4 separate regions of the Homo sapiens genome follow, and regions 1, 2 and 4 are each linked to region 3. A link is a loop called in an ENCODE intact Hi-C map of the cell type or tissue named here. Cell type or tissue: endothelial cell of umbilical vein. All regions are shown on one strand. Each heading gives the region's core, and the rest is flanking DNA. Links, peaks and the distances in the headings are about the cores only.

Evidence for each region. A loop is a pair of places that touch in the nucleus more often than their neighbours do. Peaks named below come from ENCODE experiments on the same cell type or tissue, not always from the same donor. Only the 100,000 strongest peaks of a DNase experiment are listed, where the experiment ranks them.
Region 1: it touches region 3 in a loop (4-fold over the local background); 4 of 110 quality-filtered maps call a loop at or near these places.
Region 2: it touches region 3 in a loop (4-fold over the local background); 4 of 110 quality-filtered maps call a loop at or near these places.
Region 4: it touches region 3 in a loop (9-fold over the local background); 2 of 110 quality-filtered maps call a loop at or near these places.

What each region holds. Positions count from the first base shown.
Region 1 is chr16:86,757,530-86,765,392 of GRCh38, forward strand. It overlaps LOC105371392 (a long non-coding RNA gene), which reads right to left and starts at 6,496. Exons shown (of 3, transcript XR_933864.4): 1 at 5,963-6,496; 2 at 5,204-5,274; 3 at 3,969-4,408. In endothelial cell of umbilical vein, for the core only: CTCF peaks have their summits at 3,785 and 3,988; a DNase peak (open chromatin) is centred at 3,752.
Region 2 is chr16:87,059,259-87,067,121 of GRCh38, forward strand. LINC02181 (long intergenic non-protein coding RNA 2181) reads left to right here. Exons shown (of 3, transcript NR_126008.1): 1 at 1-1,241; 2 at 1,800-1,926; 3 at 3,494-4,733. Among named protein-coding and RNA genes, the nearest start is that of LINC02181, 5.4 kb to the left of the region's middle. In endothelial cell of umbilical vein, for the core only: a CTCF peak has its summit at 3,616 (motif pointing left); DNase peaks (open chromatin) are centred at 3,593, 4,323, 4,683, 5,203 and 4 weaker places; H3K4me3 peaks cover 2,468 bases; H3K27ac peaks cover 3,292 bases.
Region 3 is chr16:86,676,346-86,684,208 of GRCh38, forward strand. No RefSeq gene overlaps it. Among named protein-coding and RNA genes, the nearest start is that of LINC02189, 42 kb to the right of the region's middle. In endothelial cell of umbilical vein, for the core only: no CTCF peak of the experiment used is centred there; DNase peaks (open chromatin) are centred at 3,956, 4,806 and 5,326; H3K27ac peaks cover 2,579 bases.
Region 4 is chr16:86,925,343-86,933,205 of GRCh38, forward strand. No RefSeq gene overlaps it. Among named protein-coding and RNA genes, the nearest start is that of LINC02181, 130 kb to the right of the region's middle. RefSeq lists enhancers at 1-574, 575-1,518 and a silencer at 1,340-1,592. In endothelial cell of umbilical vein, for the core only: no CTCF peak of the experiment used is centred there; a DNase peak (open chromatin) is centred at 4,019; H3K27ac peaks cover 2,961 bases.

The DNA.
Region 1 (7,863 bases), core at 1,674-5,673, 81 kb after region 3:
GGTTTCAAAGGAAATTGAGGGTGAGTCTGGGGTAAGGGCCTGGCTATGGATTTGAAGCAGGTTCCAGGACTGTGGGCAGAGCTTGGAAGGAACCTGCCGCCACCGCACCCTCCTGACCCTGCTGTGCTGTGTCTGCTTTCCTGCACTGACCTGACACACAGACTTCTGTTATTATTGCCCCAGGAAAGCAACTCTGGTTAACCCTTGTCTTAATATCTCCAAAAAGTAGCAGGATAGGATCCACTGTTAGGTAGCAACTTGCTCAAGCTGTGTGACCCTGGGCAAGTTACTTACCCTCTCTGGGCCTCAGTTCCCATATCTGTAATATTAGGTTGGGCAAAAGTAATTGTGGTTTTCACCATTAAAAGTGATGTCAGCCGGACACAGTGGCTCACGCCTGTAATCCCAACACTTTGACAGGCCGAGGCAGGTGGATCACCTGAGGACTGGAGTTCAATACCAGCCTGGCCAACATGGGAAACCCCATCTCTACTAAAAACACAAAAATTAACCAGGCGTGGTGGCATGCACCTGTAATCCCAGCTACTTGGGAGGCTGAGACAGGCTAATCGTTTGAACCCGGGAGACAGAGATTGCAGTAAGCCGAGATTGTGCCACTACACTCCAGCCTGGGCAACAAGAGAGAAACTGTTTCTCAAAAAAAAAAAAAAAAGTAATGGCAAAACCATAATGACTTTTGCACCAACCTATGGTATTGTCAACCTAATGTAAGGATAACACTAATACATTTTTTTTTTTTTTTTTTGAGATGGAATCTTGCTCTGCCGCCCAGGCTGGAGTGCAGTGGCTCTCGGCTCACTGCAAGCTTCGCCTCCTGGGTTCACACCATTCTCCTGCCTCAGCCTCCCTAGTAGATGGGACTACAGGCGCCCTGCACCATGCCCGGCTAATATTTTTTGTATTTTTAGTACAGACGGGGTTTCACCATGTTAGCTAGGATGGTCTCGATTTCCTGACCTCGTGATGTGCCTGCCTCGGCGTCCCACACTAATACATATCTCTGGAGATATGTTGTGAGAATAAAGGAAGGCTGAGGTTGTACATGCTTCCATGCCCCTTACTTGGGTGTGGAGGCAGCTATTAGGACTATCGTCCTCAGTTTTCTGGTTCCCATATTCATAGATCTAGATCTCTTCCACGTCTCTCCTTAACTCTTACTCACAGTGGCCGCCGGCAAACTGCAATGTCCTCCGTTTATTGACATTTCTCATCTGGAATTAAGATGTAATAAGTGATCTGTGTGGACCAACAGAGAAAAATCTTTTCCTTCCAAGAAGTGGGAACTTACTCTGCAGTACCAGGCAGTATAATTTGGATTAATAGAATGATTGAATGGATGGAGCAAAGGAAAAACCAAGCCGGATATCAAGAAGTTTTGCCCCGGTAACAGCTATTAGGGGATTTGGTGACAGGTCCATGTGTTGAATCAGATGAAACTAGGCTGGAAAAAATACTGGCAATTTGTAATTTCACAGGGGAGTGCCGGGCAGCGGGAGGCATCACGCTCCTATCCCGACAGAGAAGGGAGCCGGGAAGTAGGCGTGAAGGAAGGCAGCCTGCACATGTGCTTGTTGTTACAACTGCTATTGATTATTGCAACTAAGCTGGGTCACTTTATCCTGGTAAATCTCAGGATAATGCAATTATAGAAGATAATCTGGAATCGGGCACTGTAAAAAAAAAATTCATTCATTTAAAAGAGAAGCTTAAAAATAACCTGAAAGGCACAAGATCTTATTTTCACATCAGCTAAGGTTTCATTTTCCAGCATATGGCCCTCCCCACCCCCAACTCTCTTTTCCCAGACAAATTAAGTGCTTCATGTAGGTGCAAAATGCAAAGTGTGCTAAATCGTGCCTCCGTTTAAGTCTTGCACATGGGCCCACTTTAGTCTTCAATTAATTTTTTATTTTTCATGAATCGTTGTTTTCGAGTGTTCCAGAAATTTTGTGTTTCTGGAATTTTCTTTTACCCTTCCATTTTAGAGCTTTCCAATAAGATAAGAAAGTTAGAGTCTGTTTGGGGAATATCAAGGGATGATGTCAATTAAAAAGAAAAAACAGAAAAGCAGAGAATAAAAACCCTGTGTTACCACATCCCCAGGGTCCTAATCCATGTAAATGGCCTCCTCATTCCTTTCTTGTTTTGGACACTGTTTGAGAAAATCCCTTAACAGTGCATTCTGCTGCTTGCAGTACTTTTTTGTGGCTCAGGATTAACTGTTTTAGTGCAAAAGGACGGGAGATGGGCCACCTCCTTGGGGCTCTGCTACACACCCAGCTATCGCAGTGGCTGAAACCCAGCCCCACGGGTCAGAAGAGCTACGGAAAAACAGCATAGAACTCAAAGACTTAGGCTGATGGGCTCATTACAACAAATGGAGATTCTTGTTCACCAGGTTAAGTGCCGTGTAGCCAAAGGGAAACTGAGTCAAGGAATGTTAATTACTTCTGGTACTGTCGCGTTTAGCCATGGATTAACCCTTATCAGCAAGTGGCTTCTTAAGTCTAATTCTCCCCCGAGAGGAGGCTCAGCATGTGCCCCTTCGCTGAAGTCACCCCTCTCTTCTCAGGATTGCCCGAGTAGGAAAAATCCCCTCGTAATCCTCCCATCTCATTTTAGTTAATTTCCACCTCCTGCACAAACCCGTTTCGTCAAAGCTACCAATACGAGACTTAAAAAGCCGGGCTTCGCTTCATCCTCCTGCCCTTGCCCAGATTTTTGCAGAGATAAGAAAGACCACCAAAGGGCCACCCTGCAGTCTACACAGTTGTGGGGAAGGGGACAGAGCTTTCCTAGTAAAATGGATATTTTCTCACTTTTTCTTCCAGGCTACATAGAAATACCATTCTATCCCCATCACGGTGCCTTTGACACATGCATTGTGTATTGGCAATAAATGCCAACGGCATTTTGTTTTTGTTTTTGTTTTTTTTTTTTTGAGACGGAGTCTCGCTCTGTCACCCCGGCTGGAGTGCAGTGGCGTGCTCTCGGCTCCCTGCAAGCTCCGCCTCCCGGATTCACGCCATTCTCCTGCCTCAGCCTCCCGAGAAGCTGGGACTACTGGCACCTGCCACCACGCCCGGCCAATTTTTTTTTTTTTTTTTTTTTTTTCAGTAGAGACGGGGTTTCACCGTGTTAGCCAGGGTGGTCTTGATCTCCTGACCTCGTGATCTGCCCGCCTAGGCCTCCCAAAGCGCTGGGATTACAGGCGTGAGCCACCGCGCCCGGCCAATGGCTTCCTGTTGTAATAGCTGAGGTGGCCAAACGACAGAGGGAAAGGGGGTCACCACATTGCGTGCGGGCCCTTATGGTCGCCCTGGGGAAGCTGCCTATGCTCCCTGGACCTCAGCGTATGAGCGGGGGAGCAAGACCCCTTTCACGGGGCTAATTCAGGCTCGAGGCCTCCCTTGGCATCCTCCACTGAACAATACTCTAGGTGTTCAGTAGCTGGCGCTGAGATTGCAAGGCGCCCGAAGGAGACCCTGGAGCACGGAGGATTGCTGCGGGATCTGGCAGTCCCCTTGACGCTACAGCTCTTTTTCTCTCTCTGCTTTCTTTCCCAGACTGACAGGGAGAGTGGATTCTGCAGAAATAACCAGGAAGGGCCTGTGAGTCTGGGGAGCGGCCACACCAAGCCTGCTTTCGGTGGGGATTAACAGGGAGGGAGAAGGAGGCGTGTGGCTGCTTGAAGTCACGGAGGACTCAGAGGAGGACTGGGAAGGAGCTGCGCAGATAACGCTCCCGAGATCAACTCCTGGTGGTCGGGGCTGGAACTGCAGCCAGAACCCAGAACTAGGGGGAGCCTGTCAGGGAGGGCAGGGAGCCCCCCACCCGGGAGAGAAGGGGCACTCTCCTTCCACTGGGCTTTTACTAATGCATTGGTCTCCATTTGAATTTCCTCATGTAAGCAAGTGAACAAGATAAAAATTCAAAACACCTGGTGGTTTCAAACTTACTCATTTTTTTAAAACAATGCTACTAATAAAGATGATGGCAGGAACGATGGAGTCCAGATGAACCGCAGCAGCCAGTTCAAGTGACACATTCGCATCCCTTTCTTCTCTTTGGGGAAAAGGAAAGGCATCAGCAGTTTCAAGTCATTTAATACAGATTTCCATCATTGTTATCCTAAGCAGAATCACTGTTATCGCTGTAATAACATTTGCCCGGCATCCCCGCAAGCTGGGTGCCGTGCATCTGGTGGCCACATTGTCTGCACCAGAAGCCTGCAGAGTCGCCGGCTTTGACAAGGAGGGGGTGCTCTGTGGGGCGAGTGGGTGCGGTCAGGGAAGACCGGCGGCTTCTGTCCCGAGGGATGGATTCCATTAGGCGGCGTTTCTCAGGGTGTCTCCGAGGCTGGTTGCATCACAATCGTGAATACCTGCTAATTACATCAGAACGAAAAGAGACTTGCATTTTTTAAGGCAAATTTTGCAGATTCTTCTTATCCACGTGGAAGCCTGAGTGTCCTTGCTTTGAGCCAACACAGTATCTGCTGCACTAACATGGAAAATCAGAATGAGGAAGGCAACCAGGACAAGGTGCTCACGGGGCTGCCCGGAGGCTTTTTTTGTTTTGTTTTGTTTTTTTCCTTTTTCTGCTCTTCTATGGGGAACAGAACAAAAAGTAGGTCATGAAGAAGCAGGAGAACAGGGAGAAGCACAAGATGAGAGGTGTGAGGGAGGAGGGGAGACGCCTGCACAAGGCTCATCTAGATAGAACCAGAGGAGGGTGTTGCTGGCCGTGCTCATGACCCGGAGGGGGCCCTGCGGTGTGTGTGGGGAGGGGGTGCTGAGAGTGGACGCCCAGAGGATATGGCGGGAATGGGACAGCTGCTTGTATTCACCATGTGCCCATGGATCACAGCGTTTCTGTCTTGGAGATGAAAGTTTTCTATGCTGGGAGGTGAGGGGGCTCTCAGGTCCTCAATGTGGTGGTTCCGGATTCATGGTCTTTTTGGAGGGGTTAGGAACCCCTCTGAGAATCTAGCACAATCTACGAGCATGCAGAAATGCCTGTGTATATTCACATTCCAGTCCATTTCAGAGGCTCACTGGATCCCTGAAACCCACTGCCTAGTTACTCCAGGTTGAGAACCCCAGCTCCAGCTCAAACCCCTATTTCACAAGGGAGGCAGGATAGCTTTGTGGTGAATAACACGGGTCTGGAGTTGAATTACCTGGTTCCGATCCCAGCTTTGTCACCCACTTGGGCCAGTTACTTCACATCCCTGTGCCTCAGTTTCTTCATCTGTAAAAATGGATTAATGCTCATGTCTACTTCACGAAGTTATGATGGGCACAGTTCTGTATGACATAGCCAAAGGAGGGGTTTTGTGCAGACAGGGAGGAAGGACTATTCATATTCAGCAATTATGATTGCTGCTGTCATTGTTATTACTATTGACAAGCAAACCTAAGCCAGGGAGGAAAGATAATTGGTCCAGGTCACAGAGTGTCCAGAGTGTCCCATGGTGGCCCCCACTTTGGGGCTTTTCTCAGGCTCCCCCCACCTTGTTCTCTGCCATCTCTTTTTTTTTTTTTTTTGAGATGGAGTCTCACTCTTGTCCCCCAGGCTGGAGTGCAGTGGCGTGATCTCGGCTCACTACAAGCTCCACCTCACAGGTTCATGCCATTCTCCTGCCTCAGCCTCCTGAGTAGCTGGGACTACAGGCACCCGCCACCACGCCCGGCTAATTATTATTATTATTGTATTTTTAGTAGAGACGGGGTTTTACTGTGTTAGCCAGGATGGTCTCGATCTCCTGACCTCGTGATCCACCCGCCTCAGCCTCCCAAAGTGCTGGGATTACAGGCATAAGCCATCAGGCCCGGCCCATCTCCTCTTCATCATGGGGCACCCCTAGAGGGCAGGACTCCTTCCAGGCTGAGAGGAGGGATTGGAATACTTTGCTTTCACATCTGGGCTCCCTACACACCCTTCTCCAGAAGAGGTGTCCACGGCTCCCAGCAAGAAGAGGACATTTCAGTGTTCTTTCCGCTCCAACTCCCACGGAAGCTGGAGCTCCAAATGCAGCCAGCACAAACTATCTCAAATCACAAGGGTCCATTGGAATAAGCTTGTGGCCGTTAGCTCAGGAAAATGGAAACCAGTGAAGCCTTGCTTCTTCTGATCCCCACAGACCCCCTCCAGTTGAATGGGAGGTCACTGAGCTTGCATCATTTTCTCAGCATCCAAAGTTTTCCTCTGTTCACCCCAGCACCCCATTCAGTATTCTCAGTCAGTGTTTGTGGGGGTTGTAGCTAAAAGTTCCAGTGTGGAGCCGCAGTCACAGCCTGCAAGCACATCTCCATGACAGGCAATTTTGATTTCAGTTGAACAGAAGCAAGCTTCAAGTTCCAAAGAAAGCCAAGTTGCGTGAGCAAAATGCTTACAAGATTCCCGAGTTCACACATCGCCTTGAGATTGTCCCAGAAGCCTTCCTGAGAGGTAGTGGCCGCCTGGGCAGTCTGCTTGGTGATTGGGAATGATGATGAAAGCCTGGCCAGTGTGTTGGGCGGGCTTCAAGTGAACACATATTATTGGCTGATTACAGGATCGGACGGTTTAAAAATGTACCACGTCGTGTTCTTCATGTTCTTCACCGGCCGTGGGTGGAAAGATGTGGATGAAATGAGAAGCAGCTTGAATGCATCTCTAAAAGATGCCAGGTGGGCTTTGTGATGTTAATTCCCACCCCCGTTTCTGGGCAGGTAAATTTTAGCAGACATAAGGGGCAAAGCTTATTACCTTCCATATTCATAAGTTTTTCTATCTGGAATAAACCAGGAAGTAGTGGAAAATGTGCAAGAAATCTCTCCAGATGTGTTTCTAGAGCAAAGAGGTTGGAACCAAGAGATCTTGAACCACTGACTAACCTCGGATAACTTCTGAGGTTAACCCACCCATCCAGTGAAGATGCAGGTTGGTACCTGGTCTTTGGCTAGCTGTATCTGAGGGTGCATCTAGGAAGGGCTAGTTAAAAATGGACTCCCTCGGTTTGTGTTTTATTCTAGATCAGTTATGGCTTGCATGGGCTCCAGAGTGTGAGATCTGGAGCCAGGCTGCGTGGGTATGAGTTCTGTTTCCCGCTTCCTTGCTGTGTGTCCCTGGGGAAGTCAGCTAACCTCTCTGTGTTTTGTTTCATCATATGTAAAGCAGGGATGGTAAAGCTACTGTATCACGTGACATTGAAGATGGGGTCAGTGCATGTAAAGTGCTTTGTACAGTGCCAGGCACAGGGTATAAGTGCCCTTTAGGGACATGTTATTATCATTACTGCTACGATAATGCTTCAGACAGTACCCATTAGTCAGCAATGTCAGAGGGCTATATTGGGTGATTCCAGCTTCTTCTTTGGGAAATAGAAAGAGCTTGAAAGGAAGCTGGCAAAACCAGGAAGAGAAATGGGTGTCCCTATTTTTGAGAAAATGTCACTAGTCTTTCTGAGCCCATTTGCTCCATCTGTGAAACTGAAGGCATCTAATTAAATTAGGTCTTTAACATTTAAAAATTTTCTTTCTTTCTCTTTCTTTCCTTCTTTCTTTCTTTCCTTCTTTTTTGACATTTAAAACATTTCTTTCTTTTTATCTCTTTCTCTCATTTTTTTTCTCTTTCTCTATCTTTCTTTATTTTTAGAGACAAGGTCTCACTCTGTCACCCAGCACCCAGGCTGGAGTGCACAGTGGTGCAATTATAGCTCACTGCAGCCCCAGACTCCCGGGCTCAAGCAATCCTCCCACCTCAGCTTCCTAAGTAGCTAGGACTACAGCCGCATACCTTCATGCCCAGCTATTTTTTAAATTTTTTGTAGAGATGGGGTCTCAGTATGTTGCCCAG
Region 2 (7,863 bases), core at 1,527-5,526, 380 kb after region 3:
TCATAATGCAGCCCTTTATTCAGCACTTGCTATGGGCCAAGTCCTTCATTCACAAGCTCAAGTCTTCCCAACCCAGAAAGAAAGATGGTTAGTTCCATTTCATGTAGGAGGAAACTGTCGAGGCTCAGAAAATTTAAGGAATTTACCGGTCATCAGTAAACGAGAGTAAAGGCCTGTGTGAACCCAAATCTGCCCTCCTCTGAAACTCTCGCTGCAGACATCGCACCCCACTGTTTTTCAATTTCATCTTCTTATTTATTCACTCAACCAATATTTATTTACCAAAGCACTATGAGGCCCAGTTAAGAATGTGTGGTCCTCGATCTGACAGCCTGGATTCAAATCCCTGTTGCCCCACAACTCTCCACACTAGCTGTGTGGCCTTGCAAATTTCACTCAACCTCTCAGGGACTCAGTTTCCTTGATTGTCAAATGGGAGTAATGACATTTCCTACCTCATTGACTTGTTGGGAGGTAGCATTGAGTTATCCCATGCCGCACCCGCTCCCTTGTAAACTCTGGATAATTACCGAGCTTTCTTATAAGTGCAGCTCATGGATCACTCAAGGCACTGGGAATATAGCAATCACAACAAAGATTCTAGTCATGGGAGATGGTCACCTAACAAATTAAAAACTAAGGCATTTGTTAAAGGACTGAATGACCAAGATTAGCGTTCCAAGGAAAAGTATGGCGCTCTGGAGTGGTCAGGAGAGCCTCTGTCACTGAGTAGCAGTGTGGCCCTGTCCAAGCTCCTGGCCTGGCTAGGCCTCATGCCCATGTCTGCATGGCAAGTGCCTGGAACCGGATGGCCATGGCAGCTTTTGCTCTGTGAAAGCCCAACTGCTCCCCTGGACTGCTCCCATGTTTTCTGTCTCCACCGAGCAAGCCTCTTTCAAAGCCCTAGAGAGAGACCTGGGTCCCCAGCACCCTCTCCTGGAGGAGATCTGGACTGAAATGTTTGGGACGCCTCCCATTCAAATGCTCAAGTCTCCAAACCGCTGGGGAGGCGTTGCACAAGAGACAGGCAGGGGTTTCAGTTTCTGGCACTTGTTTGCTCAAAGGATCTCAGCCTTCTTCTTCCTGACATGCAGCTTAAACATGTGAGCTGACCCTTAAATGAAACCCCCACAGTTTTCCATCTCCTTCCAAGAGAATTTCACGGGGTGCAGGGAGAATGGGGAGGACGTGAAACGTGGTGTATCCTGCAGGATTCACTCCCCCACTGACGGGACTAAAGGGTGAGCGTTAAACACTGGATGCCAAGTGTGTCTGCTGGTTTGTTTGGGTGTGTTTTTCTCTTCTCTTTTGCCTCTTAACTAAAACAACACCCAAAAGCACTCTGATTGCATTCAGCTGTTAAGAGGGAAGTAACTACATCTCCCCACCTTCGTTTGCAGAGATCAAAATAACGTTCTCAAAAAACGAAAAGTGGGAAGTTTACAAACACAGGACCCAGAATCTGAAAGAGTTCACCATTACTCCAAGTCAGTGATAGGTGCAGATGGACGCACTTGCTGGCAATGCAAACCTCTGAGGTGTTTCTGTAAACCCACATGCAAAGACCGTGCCTGATCCACTTTCTACCCTTACACACACACACACACACACACAAGTCAGACGGAGCAATAATCTCTGCATCAGCTGAAGTCTTGTCAGCTTAGTTGTCAAATTAAAACATAAAAATATTTTAGGCTGAAATTGGTCAAACAGGCATGTTGAGTTCAGTTTTTAAATCTTGCCCCAAATCAGTTTACTCTGACATATGAAGTCTAAATATGCCTTTCCTTCCTTGCTAGTTTCTGAAGCCTGAAATATTTTCAACTAAATGAGAAAATCTTTGCTGTTGAATGGCCTATTAGAGCTGTCACAAATGTGATTTCTGGAAATAAACAAGATTATAAGAAGGCTGGCTGGCGCAGAAACGTAAGTCAACACTAATAGGTGGTGTAATTAAATTATCCCTTAAGCCAAGATGCCAAATGACACAATTTTTTGGTGTTAATTCTAGTATGATCACCTCCGTGCAACTGTACAAATCTGAATGACTCTCTCACCAGAGGCACTAATTCTATTTTCTTCAGTTCATACCTATCGAATAGCTCTCTCTGTTCTGCTAAGGAAGCAAAGTAAAGTACTTGGGACATAGAAGTTCATATTTTCTCCATATCATTTTACAAAGGTTCACTGATGCAAACGTGGTTCAATAAACAATGTTTATTTTTTATGGGTTAGTATCTTGCTCAAGAAAATTAGAACTAAGTTTCAGGAAGATTTATTTACATTTTGACTATTGTTCACTGGCCACTGCCACTCAATACTTAAATGACTTTCTCCCCAAAGGGCAAAATCTTTAAAGCAGAACAGAATTTATTTAAACAGCTGGTTTTTTGCACAATCATTTTATTAATACATAGGCTCGAGTTATGAATAGTGAGTGACTTGCACAATTTTTAAATTCATACAACTATAAAACTAACATGTCATTCAATTAAATTTTTAAAGAACTGTACAAGATTAATTACTACCAGGCTCGATGAAGTCATTGTCCTAAGCTACATTTACATATTTCTAAGTCTTTAAGTAGTATTTCAAACTGGAGGCAAATGAATACTGCTTCATTTTTTTTTTCCAGAATAAAGGATAACATCATTCTTAGGAAAAGGAATAAATCTTTTTGTTGCTGTTGTTGAATGCCAGTTTGTTTACAATACTTGTCAACATGCACACTACTTCTTTTTAAATTAAAAAAAGATATCGCAAATCATTACTTAAAACATAGTAAGAAATCACGTCATCCCATGAAGAGTCTAAACATTGAAATTATTCAAAATTGTTTTAAAATTATTTTAATTTTAATATCAAATATGTTGAAGAGTGATAAGCACCATCCTTAGTTGAGATTCTCTGTAGCAAGAGATGGGGATAGAAAAATGTTTGTTTTTAAAATAAACTAGAAACTTTTCTGAGTGGGGAAGAGGAGAAGATTACCCTGGAATCACTCAAGGGAGGTGGAGGTTTAACGCGTCTAAGAAGCTGGTTTACCATTTTAGCAGGTGCTGATGTAGTGAAATACAATGTCCAGGGTGCGTATTCACGCCACCACTGCATGAAAAGGAAAACGCTTTTTGAGAAGGCGAGACTACCATTATCTATACCTGCCTGGTTTCATTTGACCATTTTTACGCACATAACATTTCATATAACATAAAATGTACGTTCTTCATGATTACTCTAGGAGAAAGGTGAGGATCTTTTATTTTTTTAAATATGGGCAACTGATAAAATATTGAAATAGCTACTACGTTATTCCATTTTTATCTCAAACATTTCCAGGAAGTATTTCTTTAAACTCTAGCTGGGCACTATCTCAGACTGTTTGAGGAGGGTGAGCTATTTGTTAATTAACATTTGGCTTAAATACTATAAATGCTCTTTGATAGATTAGCACATTTCAGGAGAGGCCTCAAAAAGTTTTTCTTCTTGGGTTTAGAGCCCGATGGATACACCCTGGGAGAGGCGACGGGGTGGCCCCTGTGACTTCGGGCTGCGACGCGGTGTCGTCCCCACCCCCACCCCCCTCACTCTAGAAGTCACAGCGCCATCTACTGGACAGCGGACAAACCTCCCCACCCAGGGACGGGCTTCTCTGTTTAAGGCCATCCAAACTAGAAAGCTTAAAAATGCGTTTAAGAGGTAGAATACCATAGTTTACGGAACAGAAGAACAAGAACAAAACTCTCTAATCAAAATCACAGGGACCTGGAAATATTGGTCTATAGCAATTTGGTTTTTGGGGGTTTTGTTGTTGTTGTTGTTGTTTCGGGGGCGGGGAGGGAGTTGGTTTTGGTTTTTTGGTTGGTTTTTGTTTTTGTTTTTGTTTTGAGACGGTCTCACTCTGTCATTCAGGCTGGAGTGCAGTAGTGCGATCTCCACTCAATGCAGTCTGGACCTTCTGGGCTCAAGCGACCCTCCTGCCTCAGCCTCCCGAGCAGCTGGGAACACAGGCGCACACCACCACGCCCGGCTAATTTTTAAATTTTTTGTAGAGACAGGGCATTGCTATGTTTCCCAGGCTGGTCTCAAACTCCTGAGCTCAAGCGATCCTCCCGCCTCGGCCTCTCAAAGTGCTGGGATTACAGGCAGGAGCCACCACGCCTGGCCTATAGCAATTTTGAAAACTGGCTCAAGCCCATTCCTCTATCCCCTGACATAACCCCCCAAAGAGAAGACTTTTTAAAAAGGTAAGAAAACTGTTTTTTTTTCATTTTTAAGAGTTTTATATTAGCTATAAATTTCTGGAGTAAAGATTTGGTTCCACCTAGTCAGCTCCCACATTTTTCTCCCCATCATCCTTGGGGCTAAGGTGTAGGAGAGCTGGGTAGAGACACACACACTCACACACACGCGCACACACACGCACACACAGACACACACGTGCGCACACACACGCACCCAGACACACGCGCGCGCACATACACGCACACACATGCACCCAGACACGCACACACGCGCACACAGACACGCACACGCATGCACACACACAAAAACACTCCTTGTGATGGAGCTCTTTAATCCTCCTGGACCCTGAACGCTTTGGTGAACACAAGCGTACAAAACTAGGATAACCCAAATATTATTCTGAATTCTTTTTTTCAGTCGTTTAAGCAAAACAACTTTCATTTTTAAAGTTTATGTGATTTTTCCTTATAAATATCATCACATTCCACGATACATCTGTCCGATGTCGATTTCTGGACTTTCTTACGCAAATAACCATCCTGCCTTCCTCCTCCTTTTCCCTCCTAACTGATCATTAGATTTGCCTTGAAATTCCAGTATTAATTGCTTTATCTTGGAAATGAAAGGCAGGGTATTCTTTTCACAGAGAACTCTATAGTTTCATAATTTCCTACACTACTTGGACTAGTTTCGTGGAAAGGAAAGGAGTCAACTGTGGCCTAGCACATTAACATATGTTTTCTTTGCAGTCCTCTCAATAATTTGACAAGACGTGCAGAAGATTTTAAAAAGGCAACTTATATTAACAAATAAAAATTACAATTAAATTTACTGAGTATTACAATTCACCCATTTTAAGAGAGAAATTTTTTTAACTGAATCTGATTTTTCTTTATTACACATCATTAAAAAAAATGTGTCCTAGGACCCTAAAATCAGGCTTGCTATTGTGTTACAGGCACACTTTACTTCATTTCGGGTGTGTGTGCATGTGTGTACCAAAGTATTTAAATTTTGTAAGTTAATTTCTCACTCAATAGAGTTGGAAAGATCTGGACATTATAAAGGCAAACTCATTTTCTGCTGGAATGAAATGAGAAAACGAAAATTTTAAAAATTCATTTTATTAGGTAAATTTAGTAGGGACTCACTGGGAGCCTCTGAAATACACCAGCCCGCTTCTGCTTACTTTCTCCGTCTTTCAGAGTCTTAAAATGAAAATCAAAGTCACTCCCCCTCCCCTTCTTATCCGATGTTTGCATAGAAATTGTAGAGTTTCTTTTCCTAAAAGTGGAGAATGGTGCTGAGAGCCGAGGGGGTGAGTTCAGACAAGAAGCCCTGGAGAAAGGGAACTCCGCGCTGAAGGCAGGGAAGGCGGCGAGATGGAGGAAGGGGTCAGAGGCGCCGGGGAAGACCGGGGGGCACTCACAGTTCCCGAGTCCGCTTCTGTCTCCTGGTCCTGATTCCAAAAGGAAATGTGACTCTTTTGTGCAGAACCAGAAATGAACATCCAGGAAGTCGGCAAAATCACTAACTAAACAACCAATGGAGGAAAAACAACATTAAAATTCCAAATTTGGGGTTTTTTTTCCATAATGGAACAGAAAATGAATTGAAGGGAGGGGAGGGGAAGAGGACAGTTTTCAGTATATTTTAATTTTTTCCTGTGACCTGAGCTGGGCCCCAGGTTAATCCAAGTTTGAATCTGGAATCTTTGCTCTCCTACATCTACATCCTATAAAGGGTCACTTGACTGCAATAAATTCAGGCTGATCGCAAACCCCAAACTTCGCTGTATGAACAGTCTAAGCTCCTGCCGACGATCTGAAATGAGTTTTCCTATGAAAATATACTTTAGAACTCAGCGACCCCCACCCTAACGAAGGCCTTCAATGACAGGAAATGTTTGCCATTTTAAGCACTTTTTATTTGCATTTGCTCTGAAGCTGAGGGAGTTAGAGGAGAAACGTACGTTTAATGCTGGTTGTGAAATTAAGATGGATGGAGGAAGTGTGGACGCATGTGTGTTTCAAGGACCCAGACCGGACATCCTGGGTCCTGCAATTAGCCTCAGCAACAAGGGTAACTTTGCTCTGAATTCCCACAAAAGCAAGAAAGAGATTGCCTGTTGCAGTAGGGCCGTATTTTACATTCTCTTGTGTTGTTGATAAATTGGAAGAGAAATGCTTCCTCTTTTCAGCCGGTTAGACTTATGAAAAATGGCATCTTGCAGTGTTTGTGGGGTGGAGATGTGTTTGTGCGAGTGTTTTCTCTCTGGGATCAAAAGAGGAAAAAAGATTTTTTTTTCCCCAAAATCACCTAAATACTGGAGCTCCGAAACACGCAGCATGTGTATAAAATTGTCCTTCAGAAATCCATCTTGAATTTTTTTTTAAAGTCCTCTCTTTGATCAAAAGCCGGCAAAGAATTACATTTTTCTCCATTCTGTTGCATTTCACATGGACTAACACAGGGTGAGCCTAAACAAACACGCGGCCTGGCCATGAGTGCTTCTTTCAGTTCGAGTAGCTTGAGGTGGGCTGGATGCATTTAGGGGGGTGAGGGGAGAGGATGACAGTTGGGGGGATTCGTTAGAAGGAGGGGAGGAAGGCTACAAACTTTAGGGGAAGCTAAGACAGAAATAAACCCGTGATGAAAAAAAAACGTAAAACTGCCTCCCCGCACGGAGCCTGCACCGCGCAGCTTCACTGTTGAAATTCTTCTGCCCGAAAGATAAATGGCCTACTTTATTCAAGAGTGTCAAGTAGGGAAAACAAAACAAAACAAAAGCCCTTCAAAGTATATTTTCAGAAGATAATCTACTAAGAGGAGTGTGCGGGGGAGAAGGGCCGGCTCCGGGTAGGACATTCTGAACAAGGACCCCTGAGAACCTAGAGCTTTAATGGAGACAACCAAGAAAAGCCAGGGCTGGGCTGAGGCTCTTCAAGGGACAGGAAACCGGCCGACTCCATCCAAGCCCCCATGGAAATGGCTGCTCAGGGCCCCCCACGTGCAGCGTCTAAGCCACCAACAACACAGGGCCTCCCTGGCACCCCGGACGGTGTGCGAAGCTGCGGTGCAGATCCCGGGCCGTGGGCATCTTGAGCCACCACTGAGAGTGACGCCCTTTGTGTGGCATCTTCTCCAGTTGGAGGAAGGAGATGCCAGCCGGGCCAGTGACTCAGAAGAGGTGCCCTGTCATCTCTGCAGCCAGCCGGCATCTCCACGCAGGCCTTAGCGTGTGAAGGTGAGGGGACCTTCACCTCTACCAAGGCAGAGAACAGTCCCCGTGACCCCAGAGACTGCCCTAGAATCCCCCTCGCCCACAAGTGCAAGGACCCCGTAGCAGAGGGGCAGTGATCCCTGCTATGCCCCCCACAGCCTGGGAGCCACCACCCTGCCTGTTCATGTCCTAGGGACCCAAAGAACTTCCCCCAAACCCAGCCAATTGTATGGACAGTCTTTTGCCTGGCGTGGGGGCCAAGTGGACAATACCACACGGAGGACGGTGCTGAAAATTTCAAAGGAGAACCGTCTGAGGCGGCTTTGGCATTTCTCCTTTTGCTGCATGCAGAATGCGCAGAGCCCTCCATGCTCAAGGCAGGCGCCAAGGGGGGCAAG
Region 3 (7,863 bases), core at 1,572-5,571:
ATGTCTGTGTGAATCAGAGCCTGTTGGACAAGGAGAGAGAGAGGTGGTCAAAGGGCATGAATCAGCCCATTTCTTGGCTTTTCCCAGACAAGGTGGCTCAAAATGTGTTCTGTGCAGGTCGGGTCTGGTTTTTATAGACTTCTGTGGACTAAAGTGAGGTCTGCAAATTGAGGGCTTGTTGGTCACTGTCTTATAGGCATGAGTCACTGGCCAGCAGCCTTCTGCAAGAAGGAAACGCCATCCTCTCCTGGTGACATGTGCCCAAGGCCTGTATGCGGCCCCTCTCCTAGGACTGTGTGGGGCTGGGCTGCTCGTTGGAGGGGTGCACGGTGGTTTTCTGGGTGGGCCGTGCAATTCCTGCTGGCAAACACAGTCATGGTGGAAGCTCTGCCAGAAAAGCACAGAGTGGTAGGGCAGAGTGTTCCTGCATGGCCTCCTGGTCAGAAGCTCACCTCTTCCTGCCATAACCTGGCCAAGGAGAGGAGAGCTCAGTCTTTGGTAACTTCCCCAGAGGGGCCTGGACCAGCCATATTCTCAGGATATGGCTTCTTACTGGGAGCCTTTGCTCTTGTGGCCATGGGGTGAGTTGCTGGCTGGACTTTCTCTGCCAGCACACACCCTTATATCACTGAACCCAGAAGGTTTCCTCCAAACAGGACCTTTGGCCACTGCTTGGAGGGAACTGGGGTGAGGGCATGGGGCTCTTTCATTTTGGAGACAACTAATCCAACCTGACATATCACCTAAGGTTCCCAGATTTAGAGAGAAAAATCAGAAACAAACAAAACAAAACAAAAACCAGGATGCCCAGTTAAATTTAAATTTTAGGTAAACTACAAATATTTTTATTTGTATATGTAGGCCCCATGTAATATTTGGGCAGAAGCAATTGGATACCACACCCTTGTGCCCAAATAGCTAAAAGACTCTCTTTCCCAAAGGCAAAAGGAACCCTATTAGTTTGTTTTCACACTGCTGATGAAGACATACCCAAGGTTGGGAAATTTACAAAAAAAAAAAAAAAAAAAAAGAGGTTTATTGGACTTACAGTTCCACATGGCTGGGGAGGCCCCACAATCATGGCGGAAGGCAAGGAGGAGCAAGTCACATCTTAGGTGGGTGGCAGCAGGCAAAGAGAGAGGGTTGTGTAGGGAAACTCCCCTTTATAATCAGTCATCAGGTCTCATTAGACTTAATTGTTATCACGAGAACAGCAGGGGAAAGACCTGCCTCCATCATTCAGTTGCCTCCCACCGGGTCCCCCCCACGACACATGGGAATTCAAGATGGGATTTGACCATCTTGATATGGTCAGCCAAACCATATCAGGAATGGAGTGAGTACAGGGACAACTGTGATCACTGGCGCTCACCCCCTGCCCCCCTCCCCTCTCCCCGCCATCCCCACACCATGAGGAGGCCCTCTGCACAAAGCATGTCTGCCCAGACTGTGCTCAACAAGACTTTCCTCCTGTTCTGCCTCCTGTCTGGTCTCTTTTGTCTCTGCCTTTTGCCAAGTTTTGTTCCACAGCCTTCCCAGCAAGGTGGGAGCTCCCCAGTTTCCTCCTCCTTCAGCAGAGAGTCCCTGTCTGCTGAAATGCACCCAGCCTATTTCTGTCACTGCCAGCACTGTCTCCTGTTCTGCTGGCGAACTCTGCTTACCTGCCTATCAAGGCCAGATGCCCCTCTCTGGAGCCCTCTGGATTCCTTTCCCTGAGCTGCTCTAACAAAGAACCCCAGACGGGGTGGCTTAAACAGCAGAAATGGATCCTCTCACAGTTCTGGGTGCCAGAAGTTTGAGAGCAAGGTGTTGGCAGGGTGGGTTCCTTTGGAGGCTGTCAGGAATGCTCTGCTCCTGGCCCCTCCCTCACCTTCCGGTGGCTGTGGAGAGCCTTTGGCCCTGTCTCTGCCTGCATCAAGTCACTTTCCCTCTAGGCATGCCTATCTCGTGCCCACATTCCCTCTTTCTTTTTTTTTTTTTTTTTTGTTGTTGTTGTTTGGTTTTTTTTTTAATTATACTTTAAGTTTTAGGGTACATGTGCACATTGTGCAGGTTAGTTACATATGTATACATGTGCCATGCTGGTGCACTGCACCCACTAACTCGTCATCTAGCATTAGGTATATCTCCCAATGCTATCCCTCCCCCCTACCCCCACCCCACCACAGTCCCCAGAGTGTGATATTCCCCTTCCTGTGTCCATGTGATCTCATTGTTCAATTCCCACCTATGAGTGAGAATATGCGGTGTTTGGTTTTTTGTTCTTGCGATAGTTTACTGAGAATGATGATTTCCAATCTCATCCATGTCCCTACAAAGGACATGAACTCATCATTTTTTATGGCTGCATAGTATTCCATGGTGTATATGTGCCACATTTTCTTAATCCAGTCTATCATTGTTGGACATTTGGGTTGGTTCCAAGTCTTTGCTATTGTGAATAATGCCGCAATAAACATACGTGTGCATGTGTCTTTGTAGCAGCATGATTTATAGTTCTTTGGGTAATGGGATGGCTGGGTCAAATGGTATTTCTAGTTCTAGATCCCTGAGGAATCGCCACACTGACTTCCACAATGGTTGAACTAGTTTACAGTCCCACCAACAGTGTAAAAGTGTTCCTATTTCTCCACATCCTCTCCAGCACTTGTTGTTTCCTGACTTTTTAATGATTGCCATTCTAACTGGTGTGAGATGGTATCTCATAGTGGTTTTGATTTGCATTTCTCTGATGGCCAGTGATGATGAGCATTTTTTCATGTGTTTTTTGGCTGCATAAATGTCTTCTTTTGAGAAGTGTCTGTTCATGTCCTTCGCCCACTTTTTGATGGGGTTGTTTGTTTTTTTCTTGTAAATTTGTTTGAGTTCATTGTAGATTCTGGATATTAGCCCTTTCAGGACATAGGCATGGGCAAGGACTTCATGTCTAAAACACCAAAAGCAATGGCAACAAAAGACAAAATTGACAAATGGGATCTAATTAAACTAAAGAGCTTCTGCACAGCAAAAGAAACTACCATCAGAGTGAACAGGTAACCTACTCATCTCACATTCCCTCTTTCTGAGGACACCAGTCAGAATGGATTAGGGCTCTAAGGACTTCATCTTCACTCATAACACCCGCAGCGACCTTATTTCCAAATGTAGTCACATTCTGCTGCTCTGGGGGTAGGACTTGAACACATGAGTTCTCAGGGGTGCAGTTCAGCCTGTAGCACCCTCTCTCCCATCATGGCCACTTCCCCTGAGTTTTCTGAGCGTTTTGTGCATTTCTCTTTGCTATGGTTGGGGTGTGTCTTCTCCTAACCTCAGGTTGAAATTTGATTCCCAGTGTTAGAGGTGGGGCCCAATAGGAGGTGTTTGGGTTATGGGGAGGGGCCCTCATGGACAGATGAATGGCCTCCCTCAGGGGTGAGTGAGTTCTCACTCTATTAGTTCCCATGAGAGCTGGTTGTTAAAAAGGCCTGGCACCTTCCCCCCATTCACTCGCCTCATCTCTCCCATGAGGTTGCTGCACACACAGCTCCCCTTCACCTTCTGCTATGACTGGAAGCAGCCTGAGGTCCTCACCAGAAGCAGATGCCCAATCTTGAACTTTCCAGCCACCAGAATTGTGAGCCAAATAAACCTTTTTTTCTTTATAAGTTACCCAGCCTCAGATATGACTTTATAGCAACAGAAAATAGACTAAGACACTCTTTCTGCACATTTGCCATAGATGTAAGCTGCAGGAAGATGAGGAGTTTTGTCTCTATTGTAGACTGCTTTATTCCTAGCACCCCAAAATAGTGCCTGCCACAGAGTAGGAGCTCAATTTACGTTTGTTGAATGACTGAGAGAACTGACTCTCAGGGCATCTACTAGACTGAGTGTCCCCGCCAGGGCAGGAACAGGGCAGCTTTATCAGTCCGGAGCCAGGCTTGGGGAAAACACTCAGTAAATGCTTGGGAAATTGAATCACTTTTTGGTCCAGCAGTGAAATTTCCTGTGACTCAGTAAATCACTTTAACTAATGAAGGAATAACAATCCCAGAGGAGCAGAAGTTTCAACTATGCAGATTATTTCTGAGATTTAAAAAGTGACTCTTCAAAGAAATAAGTCCCTGGAGGCTGTTGGCTCTCTATAAAGGCTGACTTTCCACTCTCTTAAGTAGCTCATTTTGGCCCCGAGACAAGATTCAGTTGGTGGTTTTTAATAAATAACGTTTTTGTATTACAAAAGTAAAATTTAGAAAATTTACAGAAGAAGGAATTACGAAAAAACAACTCATTAGCCACAGACAACCAGATAATTCGTAATATGCCATTGTATTAATATTTCTTTCTGGTCATTTTTGATATGTCTGTTTTTATGTGATGCTAAACAAATTCAAATGCAATTGCATTGCTGCTTCAGTGAAACAAACATCCATTTCTAAAACGTTCTCCAGTTTCCATGTAGCTTAAATGCTCCAGAGGCGGCTAGTTGGTGGGGGCTGGGGAGTCTAGATGCGTCTAGAGGGAGAGGGGACAGGACGGGCTCAGAGTGGGGGCCTGGGGTGGGAGGGACACATCCACTGAGAGGGACAAGGGGACAGCTCGTTCCGGGCAAGGTCGTTCTTGACTCCCAGGACCCAAATGCCCATGTGGACAGTGCTTTAGAGACCGAGTGCAAAAGGAGGACAAAGCTGGCCACCATAAACCCATTTCCTGGCCTCGGCTCCCAGTTCATCTGCAACTTGCACTTTTCCAATTACAAGCCCCTCTGCAGCCTGGGTGGGAAAGCGCACCGCTCCCACTGAGGGAGCAGGCTCCGAGCCGGCGGGGCTGGGGACGATGCCGCAGTGGGTATTTTGAAGGGGAAATGATACATCCCGATGGCCTGAATGCAGTGAGGCCGATTCGGCTTTGTGGTGGCCGCTGATGTCATTTCAGAGAAAGAGCTAAAGGGTTGTTTTGTTTTTCAGGCTGTCTCTGAAATTGTCTCTCTCTCTCTCCTTTTTTTTTTTAATAAAAAAACTTCTGATTTTATCTGAAAACGGATGTTCCAAACCCCAAACCACCAACCCGGGCTTGCTCGAAGGCCCCTTCCCTGGTCGGTGCTGGCGCCGGGTGCTGGGTGCAGACTGGGAAAGGCCGGGTCGCTTGGTTCAGTCCACCACAGAGCTCCCAAACCTCGTTCGTGCCGGCCTGTTGTGGGGCCCAGGAGCTGGGCAGAGGGCGGGAAGACCGGCGAGGGGCTGGCAGGGAGACGTCTGTGGAGGGGGTTCAGCTCGTAGAAGGCAGCCATCGTTATCCAAGAATGCCACTGCGTGTGCTCCAAAATTCTGTCTTCCGAGGGCGCGTGGGAGGCTCACCCTTGGCTGACACGCTGGGAACTCAGCGGATGATGTCGTCTGGGCTGGCACCCACAGTCCCGATAAACAGGAGAGAGGGAGGGAGAGATGGGAGAAGGGCCCGCCTCCTGCCCGATGGGGCACGAGGGGTTAACCGCAGGCCATCTCCAGCCTGGAAGTCCCCTGGACTCTCCTCTGATCCACCCAGTCCTCCAACTGGGGGGTGCGTATTCAGAAAGGACCCTCATTGCCCCTTTAGCACATTTCCGTTGCCCTCCAAGTCCTCACGCGTTGCTGTCTGCTGGTTGGGTAGACTGTGGTCGGCCACTAATTGGTAGGGAAACGTAATTCTGCATTGCCGGTTATCGAGGCCTTACTACGTGGCCAAGTTCAACACTGCTGGCTTTCTATGTGCCATCTCCGTTAATTCACACATCCACGGTGTGGCATGATCCATTTTCCAGATGAAGAAACTAAGACTCAGAGCTTCAGGTCACCCAGCCGGGAAGCAAGTGAGCTGGGATTCCAGCTGCCTCTGCTGGGCTTCTTTTTTCCCATTGCCTTCAGGGAAGGGTGACTGTCGTGGGTTAAATGTTTCCCCCCAAAAAGACTTGCTCACATCTGAACCCCCGGTACCCACGAATGTAACCCTATTTGGAAAAAGGGCCTTTGCAGATGTCATGAAGTTAAGATGAGGTCATCCTGGATTGACAGTGGGCCCTAAGTTCAGTGCCAAGTATCCTTATGACAGTCAGAGAAGATGACGCAGACACGGGACAGAGCAGGCCGTGGGGAGACAGAGGCAGAGGCTGGAGTGACACAGCTACCAGCCAAAGAGCACCAAGGTTGGCTGGAGCCCCCAGCAGCGGGACAGAGGCGCAGAACATATGACCACAGGAGCACCTGGAAAGGACCAAACCCAGCAACAGTTGAATTTGGACTTTTAGCCTCCAGAACCATGAGAAAGTAAGACTCTGCTGGACTGTGGCACGCACCCGGAACACCCATCCAGCCGCCCTGAAGGATGCAGGCCTCTCCGCCTTTGGTTCTCCTGTGCCTCTTCAGGTATGAGGGGTTCCAGCACCAGGCTGGCCCTGGCAGCCGGGAGCCAGGTCAGTGCCTTCCAAACATCCCTGCCCTCCACCACATGCAGGGGCCTTCCCAAAGGGAGAGGCTGCATTGCTCAAGTCTCCAGCAGGTCCTGGGCACGTGTATGTCCCTTCCTCCTACCCATGCTCATCCCAGGAGAGCCATGGCTCAACTATTTGACAAAAACGTATAGCACATCCGTGGGGTGCCAGGCCCCACTGCAGGGCAGAGGACAGTGAACACGACCAAGTTCCTTTCCTTGAGTGTGTTATGTGGGAGGGTGAGAGAGAGGGAACAATCAATGAATGAAGCAAAGAGAGGGAGGAGGAGGGAAGGAAGAAAAGAAGGAAGGAGGGGAGAAGGAAAAGAAGGAAGGAGGGAAACAAGGGAGGGAGAGAAGAAAGGAAGGAAGGGAGGGAGGGAGGGAAGGGAGGAAGGAAGGAAGGAGAGAGGGAGGAAAGAGGGAAGGAAGGAGGGAGGGAGAGAGGAAGGAGGGAGGGAGGGAGGAAGACCGTTCCATGCAGTGATAAGCAAAAGGAAGTGAAACCAAGTCTGTGGAAAGGTGGAGTGTGCTGGGAGGCTGTGGAGGAAGACTGTCGGGTGGGGCCGTGCACTGTGCCCACGTGGAGGCGGGCACCCCAGGGGACCCTGCGCTTGCTATTTGACTGGATTCTCACGGCAGCTCTCAGAAATCTGCACCATGACTCCGATTTGACTGATGGAGACCCAGATACCCAGAGAGATTAAGCAGCTCCGGCCAGGCCATGGCTTACATTCCAGCTCCCTCTCACTGGGTGACAACTGGCTCCCTCTGTCCCCCACGTGGTAAGAAAATCCACAGCCTTCTTTGATTTTGTTCATAAGTCTTGGGGTTGACTGGACTCAGCCAGCACTTCTCCCTCAGGGTCCTCAGGCCAGGGCAGTGAGACGTGCCAGGCTGGGGCATCTCTCGGGTTCTTCCCTCACAAGGCTGGAGCCCAGCTGGGAAGACCCAAAATGGCCGGTGTTGCAGCTGCTGGAGGTTCTCTCTCCATCTTCCTCTCCCCACCTGTCTCCACCTCTCCCTCTTCCTCCCTCTCTCCACCTCTCCATCTGCCTCTCCCTACCTGTCTCTTCCTCCCTCCACATCTCTCTTTGCCTCTCTCTTCGTCTTTCTGTGTCTCCCTCCATTTCTCTCTTGTCCCTCTCTCTATGTCTCTCTCTCCATCTCTCTGTCTCTCTCTTCATCTCTCCCTGCCTCGTTCTCTCTCTGTGTGTTTCTGTCTCTCCCTCCACATCTCTCTGTTTCTCTCTCCATCTTTCTGTGTCTCCCTCCATTTCTCTCTTGTCCCTCTCTCTATCTTTCTTTGTCTCTCTCTCCATCTCTGTCTGCCTCTTTCTCTCTCTGTGTTTGTCTCTCTCTCTACATCTCTCTGTGTGTCTCTCTCCATTTCTCTTTCTCTCTCTCCATCTTTTTTTC
Region 4 (7,863 bases), core at 1,694-5,693, 250 kb after region 3:
AGTGATGGCCACCATCCCAGCATGGCATTGGAGCTGATGGCCGGCCAGTATCGGGGGTTCTTCTGCCCTGTGTGGAGTAAGCCCGTCGGTGCCTGGCTTCCAGGGAGGCAGGGGCCCCTTCCTGGAGGACACGGAGGTTTGGGTAGGGAGGCAGCCCAGCACCCTTTCTGCAGGGCAGTGCGAAGCCCTCCTCCGCAGATAAGCCGCCGGCCTCTTCACCAGGTTCTCAACAGCCAGATTGGAGATCTCTGGCTTGCAGGCTGCGGCTCCTGGCTGTCAGGAGGAATGAGCCCAGGGATGATTAATGAGAGAGAAGGAAATGTAATCATGCATGCCGGCCCGCCAAGCAGCATAAATCTCTCTGGAGATTGCGGAGAGAATGGATTCCTCCCTCGCCGGGCCTTGAGAAAGGGCATCCTCTAGGTTCCGCAGAGTCTGGGGAACCTCCACAGGCCTTGAATCAAAGCTCACCTGCACAGACCAGATGGGGGTGAGTTTGCAGGAACCCGCTGCTGAGGACAACCACCGTGCCCTTGGAGGCAGCCCGCATCGGTGACTCTCTGGGAAGCCAGGCTTGGCTGCAGATGGGGCAACGGATAAAGGCAGCAGGCTTAGGCCCAGGTTCGAATCCAGCCTCTGCCACTCACTAGCTCTGAGACCTGGGGCAAGTTTCTTCATTCTCTTGGCTCCTCCTTGTCTGTGAAATGGGAATAGAGGATTGCTGCAGGGCGTCGTGTGAGGACTGAGTTGCTAGGGGCACAGTTCTCAGAAGCAGGGTGGGCAGTGAGCATGCCCTGCAGGAGCTGCTGTCCTGCTCATCTTCTCTGCCACACAGTTGCCCTGCATCCTCTCATCCAATCACCATGACACCTCGAGAAACGGGAGTTACTGGTCCCATCATGCAGATGGGAACACAGAGGCCGCATGCATTGCCTGACTCGTCCAACCTTCCGCGGCGAGCAGCGCCGGCCCCTCACCGAGCTGTCTGACCCGGGGTCTCCGTGACTTTTAAAAGTTTGTTCCCAGCCTCCCACAGGGCACTGGCATGGCCATTTGTCAGCACTGCCTCCAGACCCCGGGCGACAGGAACAAATGTCACCCTCCCACCCGCCAGCTGTCTTTGGAGCATGCAGCGTCCGAGGGGCCTCAGATCTATTTCTGAAGGGGGTGCGTTTGCCTTTGTTCCTCTTCCCGGCCATCCCGAGTCCCCTGCCTTTCTTCATCCGAATTATGAAAAGTCCTTTTGGCCCTGGGATCTGCGAAGACTTTGGACTCCTTGGAGGTCAGAAACCTGAGCTGGGCACTAAGAAGACACTGACTGTTGCTGAGAAGGGAGGGACCTTAATGGCTTTAGCAGATGCCACAGGGAGGGAGGGCCCAGGGCAGCCCCAACTGCCCACCCGCAGATAACCCCTGCCCCTCTCCACGGGCAAGGCAGAAAGTCCGAGTTCTGGGGAGGCTGGTAAATACTTAGGTGTCAGCGCCTGCAGGGTTCCAGCCTCTTGCCTCAGAGAAGGCATTTAAAGTTCTTACAAGAAACTTTTTGCTGAACCAGCAGGAAAGTGTGCTTGGGCGCTGATGGGACTGAGGACTGTGGCTTCTATAGGGGGTTCTAGAATCTCAGGGCTGCAAAACCCTGTCGGGGTTAGTGCATCACCTGGCCCCAGGACTGAGCAACTCCATCCAGGGGTAGGTGGACAGGGGTGCAGCTGTGGGCACCGAGCACCCATGCCCGGCTCCAGGCTGGGACACTCACTGCCCACAGGTATGCCCTTGGCTCACTTCTGAGACACCTGGGGAGGCAAGACAAGAGGTTTTATTTGCACAAAGGGGGCCTGTTTATTATTCATGAGAACAACTCTGTTTAAAAAACAGGATGGAGTTTTTGTTTTCTTTTTAAGGTCAGTCACCTTGCTAAAAATTCAAGATACAAAAAGGTATCTCCCTCTCACCTGTTCCCACAGCCACCTTCCCAGGGGTGCCTATATTTTCAGATGTTTTAGGCCTGTAAGCATATACTTACATGCATAAAAGTAGGTAAGTGCATATCCTTCCACACATGTAAGTATATACATACATATATATACATACACAGTCATGCACCACCTAAAGACAGAGATACATTCTGACAAATGCATCACTACATGTTTCTGTCACTCTGTTAACATCTTAGAGTGCACTTACACACACCTAGATGGTACAGCCTGTTAGACACCTAGGCTGTACGGTAGAGTCTATTGCTCCAAGGCTACAAACCTGTACAGCATGTTATACACTGAATACTGTAGGCAACTGCAACACAATGGTAAGTATTTGTGTATCTAAACAACAAAAAGGACAATAAAAATATGGCATGATCATCTCATGAGACCACCATTGTATATGCACTCCACCATTGGCTGAAACGTGGTTATGCAGTGCTTGACTGTATACACACACACACGCATGCATGTATGTATGTACACACACACTATCCACACTGCCCTGCACCTTGCTGTTTTCAGTCATCTCTTTTGGTGATAAGTAGATGTTGGCATGTAAAGAGCTCTGATTCCTTTTCATGGCTGTATACTACTCCCTCGAACAGCCTGTTCATTATCTATGTATTTAGCTGGTCCCCTGCAGACAGGCCCTTCTTTATAAATATTACTTTTCCCATGGAAAGGGAACATGTTTTGCCAGGGGGATACTGCTTATGGGGGAACAGGGAGGGGTTGGTGAGAATGTGGGGTCTAGAGATATGAGTTAGCATCCTGACCTCTTGTTCATTAGCTGTGTAGCCTGTGCCACCCTCAGCCACCCCCACCTGTCCACCAGGCAATAAACAAGACACAGAGACCTTCATGAATCGAACACATGTGTTTAGGGCAGAAGAGTTGAGCTATTCCATCCTGAGCTCTGAAAGCAGCCTCACCTGGGCTCACATTCCCACCCTACTTCTTACAAACCAGGTGCCTTCGGCAGACACCTTTCCTTTGAGCCTCAGTTGGGGCATAATTATGACAGCCCCTGCCCAGGTTTATTTTATGATTAAATGAGATTCACCAGCATTTGTCCAGCCACTTGACATCAGCTGGCATCAGTGCGTGCTCAATTCATTTTTGCTTTTACCGTTGTCATCATCATTGGGGTGGCAGTGGCCCTCCTGACACACCGTACCCTTCTGCACAGATGTTCCCCACAATGCAGTTGTTCCAAACCCACAGCACTATTGGGGCTCAGAGACTCAGCACAGCTGGTGGGGATTACCACTTCATCCACCCCCGCAGGTGCTCCGGAGGCCACTTCCTCTCCTGCAGCCCCCACGTGTGTCTTTGAATATTGGAACACACACGATTCCTCTTTGCTGGGGGAATCCTGCCTGGAGGCAGGGGATTGAACCAAATGACCTTTTGACCTCTTGTCCAACCCTAGCCCCAGGATTCAAGATCAGCCAGAGTGCACATGGGCCAATGAAATTAGCCACTCCTTCCGGAAAGGCGAGTTTATTCGGCATTCTGCGGCTCCCAGGGGCTGTCTTAGATAAGACTTGCTCCAGGCTCTTTTGTCCCCCAGGACTTGTGGAAATTTCTGGGTCTGTTTGACATCAACTCCTGTCCTCCCAGTCCCACCACTGGCCTTCCACTGACCTTTGGAGACCAGGGAGAGAAAACGTCATTTTTCCCCTAACCCACTGAACTCTCTGAAAGGACAAAGTGACAGAGGCCAGCACGGCCTCTCCAGAAAGGCCTCCCGGCCCCACCGTCACTGTGACTTAGAAAACGCGCCCACACCTAGCCGAGGCCAAGAGACACCGGCCGCCCCTTACACTGAAAATGAAGTAAAACCTCCTGAGAGGCTTCTCCAGAGAGGCTCGGAAGAGCAGCAGGAAGGCAGGAGGATGCCGATAGGACACCGGGGAAGAGGAGGAAACGGCCTGCCGGGTCTAGACGCGTTATCTGGCCCCGTTCGGGCACCAGCTCCACACTCATCCATCGTCCCCCGGAATGGACTTCCTGCCTCGGGACCGCGCCAATGACCTCACCCCCTTGCTATCTCGGCGGTCCCGCTGCTGCCCGCTCTAGGCTCTCAGGAATTAGGGGGCCAGATAACAAGTCTAGACAGCTCAGAAGTTTGAAATGGATTATTCTCGCCGGGGAGGAGGATGGCTAGCAACGAGCTCTAGGGACTCAAATGCCAAATCCCTGGACTGCATTCAGATTCCAAGTGGGAGTCCAGGCGTTCACGTTCTTCCTCCGTGGTCCCACCGCCCTGAAGCTGGCAATGAGTACAGCAGCTGCCACGAAGCCGCCAGGGTCTGGCTGCCCTAGCCCGGGCAGTGGGCACTCCACTCCCTCCTCCCTTCGTCGGCTTCAGGTGAGCTTCCAGGGCCTCGTCTGCAGAGCTGGACAGAGCTCTCCAGGCTGAGAAGGTGACGGTGCCTCTCCACCCTCGAGGCGTTCAGCCCTAGGGGCAGGAGTGAGTGACACAATAAATGGAAGGAAGTCCAACAGGGAGCAGAGCTCCTCCCAAGAGACGACGGCGCACGACGGCGCTGAGTGCTCGCCCAAACATCAAGTGTTTGCCATGAAACTCTCCTCAGTGCCCCCTCTGCCCCTTCTCCCACCCTGTTATGAATCCATTGTGTTCCCCAAAAATTCTTACGTTGCCATCCAAACTGCCAGTGCCTCCGAATGTGACCTTATTTGGAAATAGGGCCCTAGAAGATGTAATTAGTTGAGCTGAAGTCATGCTGGAGTAGGATTGGCCTCTAAACCGCTATGATGGTGTCCTTATAAAAAGGCCCCCTCACAGACAGGCAGCCCACAAATGCCCAGGAGCCACTGTCATCAGGAGCAGCCCTGGGCCAGGGACGGTGAAGCCCTGCAACATAAAACCCTGCTCGGCTGCAAACTCCAAGGGGGCCAGACAGTCTCCCAGCGCTCCCCAGAGGGTGGAGCCCCGGTTGCCCACCATGGTCAGCTGATCAACAGTCCACCCTGCATTGGTTTCGTCCCTTCCCCCGGTCCCTTCCCAACTCCCCTACACTTCCTGAGGTCACCTCCCAAAAACTGCCTGCACTCACAACCCGCCTCTGGTCTGGGTGGGGAGGAGGCAGCTTTCCATGAACACAGGCTGGGAAGAGGAGACACAGTCTTGGCCGCACGTGGGAGGGATAACCCTGCATGCAGTCACAGGTTTGTATAGAATACCTGTCCCCAAACTAAAACCAACCTGATGGGTGTCGGAAATTGCTAGTTCTGTCTACATCCATTCCCTCTCTTAAGTGACCGTATTAATCACAACCAGGTGCGTGACTGCCCTTCCCCAAGATTCACCACCCCACCCTTCGTTCTCAGTGAAGACCTAAGGTCTCAGGTAGGTGTGACTCCACATCTAGATTCTGGGATGTGAACAACAGTGATGCCCAACTCGCAGCTTGTGGTCTTAAAGGGAAGACATATACCTGCACCCCTCCTTTCCTCCATCACGCTGTCCAAAACGCAGGCGTGATGGAAGCAGGTATGACTACTCCCCCTCCTCCTTCTCCTCCTCTTCATCCCCTCCGCCTCTTCCTCCTCCTCCTCCCCTTCTTCCCCCTCCTCCCCCTCCCTTTCCTCCCCCTCCTCCTCTTCATCCCTCTCCTCCTCTTCCTCCTCCCCCTCCCCTTTCTCCCCCTCCTCCTCTTCATCCCACTCCTCCTCTTCCTCCACCCCCTCCTCCTCCCCCTCCCCTTCCACCCCCTTCTCCTCCTCCTCCCTGTCTTCCTCCTCTTCCTCTTCCTTCATTTTTTCTCCTCATGCTCTTTTCCTCCTCGTCTCACACTAAGGAAGTGGGAGGTTTAAGAGCATTATGCAGAGTCTTACCTTAATCTTTCTCCAGCAGAGCCAACACTGAAGCTTCTGACCCTAGCATCCCTTTCATTTATCTTAGAGAGCCCAAGACAGACTTCATTTACATTAATCCAAAAATAACAAAGTGGAAGAAATACATGTTGGTAAGGAATTCAGGTGAACCCAGGAAGCGTTGGGAAAGTGGGCTCCTTCCGGGAAAGGCCAGGGGGAGAGAAGCAGCTTGTTCTGATCAAATCTGGAAAAAAGCTGCTTTCCAGGGGCGAGGTGGCCTGACACATGGCGGGCGGGTCACCGGGAGCCCCACTTGAGGGAATTTCCTAGAATGACAATGCGCAGGAACAATGGGTGAGTCAGGTCTTTAATTGCCAGAAATTATCTTGATTTCATGGCAATGTTGAAGTGTTTAGAAAGCCTGTGTTACATAAAGATAAACTCGTGTGAAGACCGGGGCTGACGAGCAGCCAAAAGCAGTCAGGAATGTGTGCTCCACGCCGGCTCCTGCCGATGTTAACATTTTTCAGGCACTGAGCGGGAATCGTCTGTATCTGAGAGATTGGGAAGACCTCCGTTGTGAGCCCGGCCCTGCTTGTTGGCTTGTTGGCCGCAGGAGGCCGGCTCGGTGGCTGCCCCTGGTGCCCGCTGATCCATGCGCAGCATCAGGCTGGAGGAGCGCGCGCAGCTCGCTGGAAATGACCCTGCCTGGGGACGAAAGCGTGGGCTCAGGGCCAGAGCTGGGTTGGAATACTCCTGCTCCTTGCCAGCTCTGGGGCCTTAGGTCACCGAGCCTCTCTGAGCGCATTTGGCACACCTCTGAAATGAAGCCGATGTCGGCTCTTGTATTTGGTACCGGAGGGTTTGGGGCAATATCGGGAGAATACATTTCCCAACGGCTCTCCTCTTCCTCCCTTTCCCTTTGAGAGACGTGAAAAGAAGCACTTGGGCTGACACGGGCCTGGGGCACATGGAAATAGGTGTGGAAGTGTGAGGTGTGGTGTGAGTGAGGTGTGGTGTGAGAGTGAGGTGAGGCGTACGAGGTGCGAGGTGGATGTAAGGGTGAAGGGTGAGAGTCAAGTGCGATATGTGAGGTGTGAGTGTGAGATGTGTGTGTGAGGTATGGTGTGTGAGATGTGAGCATAATGGGTGTGTGAGGTGTGTGGGTTGGAGTGTGATGTGAGTGTGAGGTGTGTGTGTAATTGTGAGGTGTGAGGTGAGGTGTGAGTGTGAAGTATGAGTGTGAGCTTGAGTGTGAGATGTATGAGTGTGAGATGTGCGTGAGGTGTGACCGTGAGTGTGAGGTTTGAGTGTGAGGTGTGTGAATGTGAAGTGTGAGGTGAAGTGTGAGATGTGTGTGAGGTGTGACTGAGTGCAAGGTGTGAGGTGAGGTTTGAGATGTGTGAGGTGGTGTGAGTGTGAGATATGTGTGTGTGAGGTGTGTGAGTGAGGTGTGAGTGTGAGTTGGAGAGTGATGTGTGACATGTGAGGTGAGGTGTGAGTGTTAAGTATGAGTGTGAGGTGTGAGGTGTGTGAGATGTGTGTGAGGTGTGTGAGCATAAGGTGTGATGTGAGTGTGAGATGTGTGCGAGGAGTGACTCTGAGGTTTGAGTGTGAGGTGTGTGAGTGTAAAGTGTGAGGTGAAGTGTGACCTGTGTGAGGTGTGACTGAGTGTAAGGTGTGAGGTGAGGTGTGACGTGTGTGTGAGGTGGTGTGAGATGTGTGTGTGAGGTGGTGTGAGTGTGAGGTGTGAGTGTGAGATGTGTGAGTGTGAGGTGTGAGTGTGAGAAAGTGTGGGGTGGCTGTGTGAGTTGGTAGAAGTACCTCTGGACAGTAAGTCAGAAGCCCTGGATAAGTGGCAATACTTGGAAGGAAAATCAAGTCAAGGTTTTCACAGGGAGATCATTTGAAGCAAGAACATGTATTGGTTTTGGTACCTACCTACATGTGCGGTAAGAGCATAAAAATATGGACAGAAGGAAACATCCCAACTTCTGAATAGAGGTTCCCTTTAGGGCTGGAAAGATGGGGAAGAAGG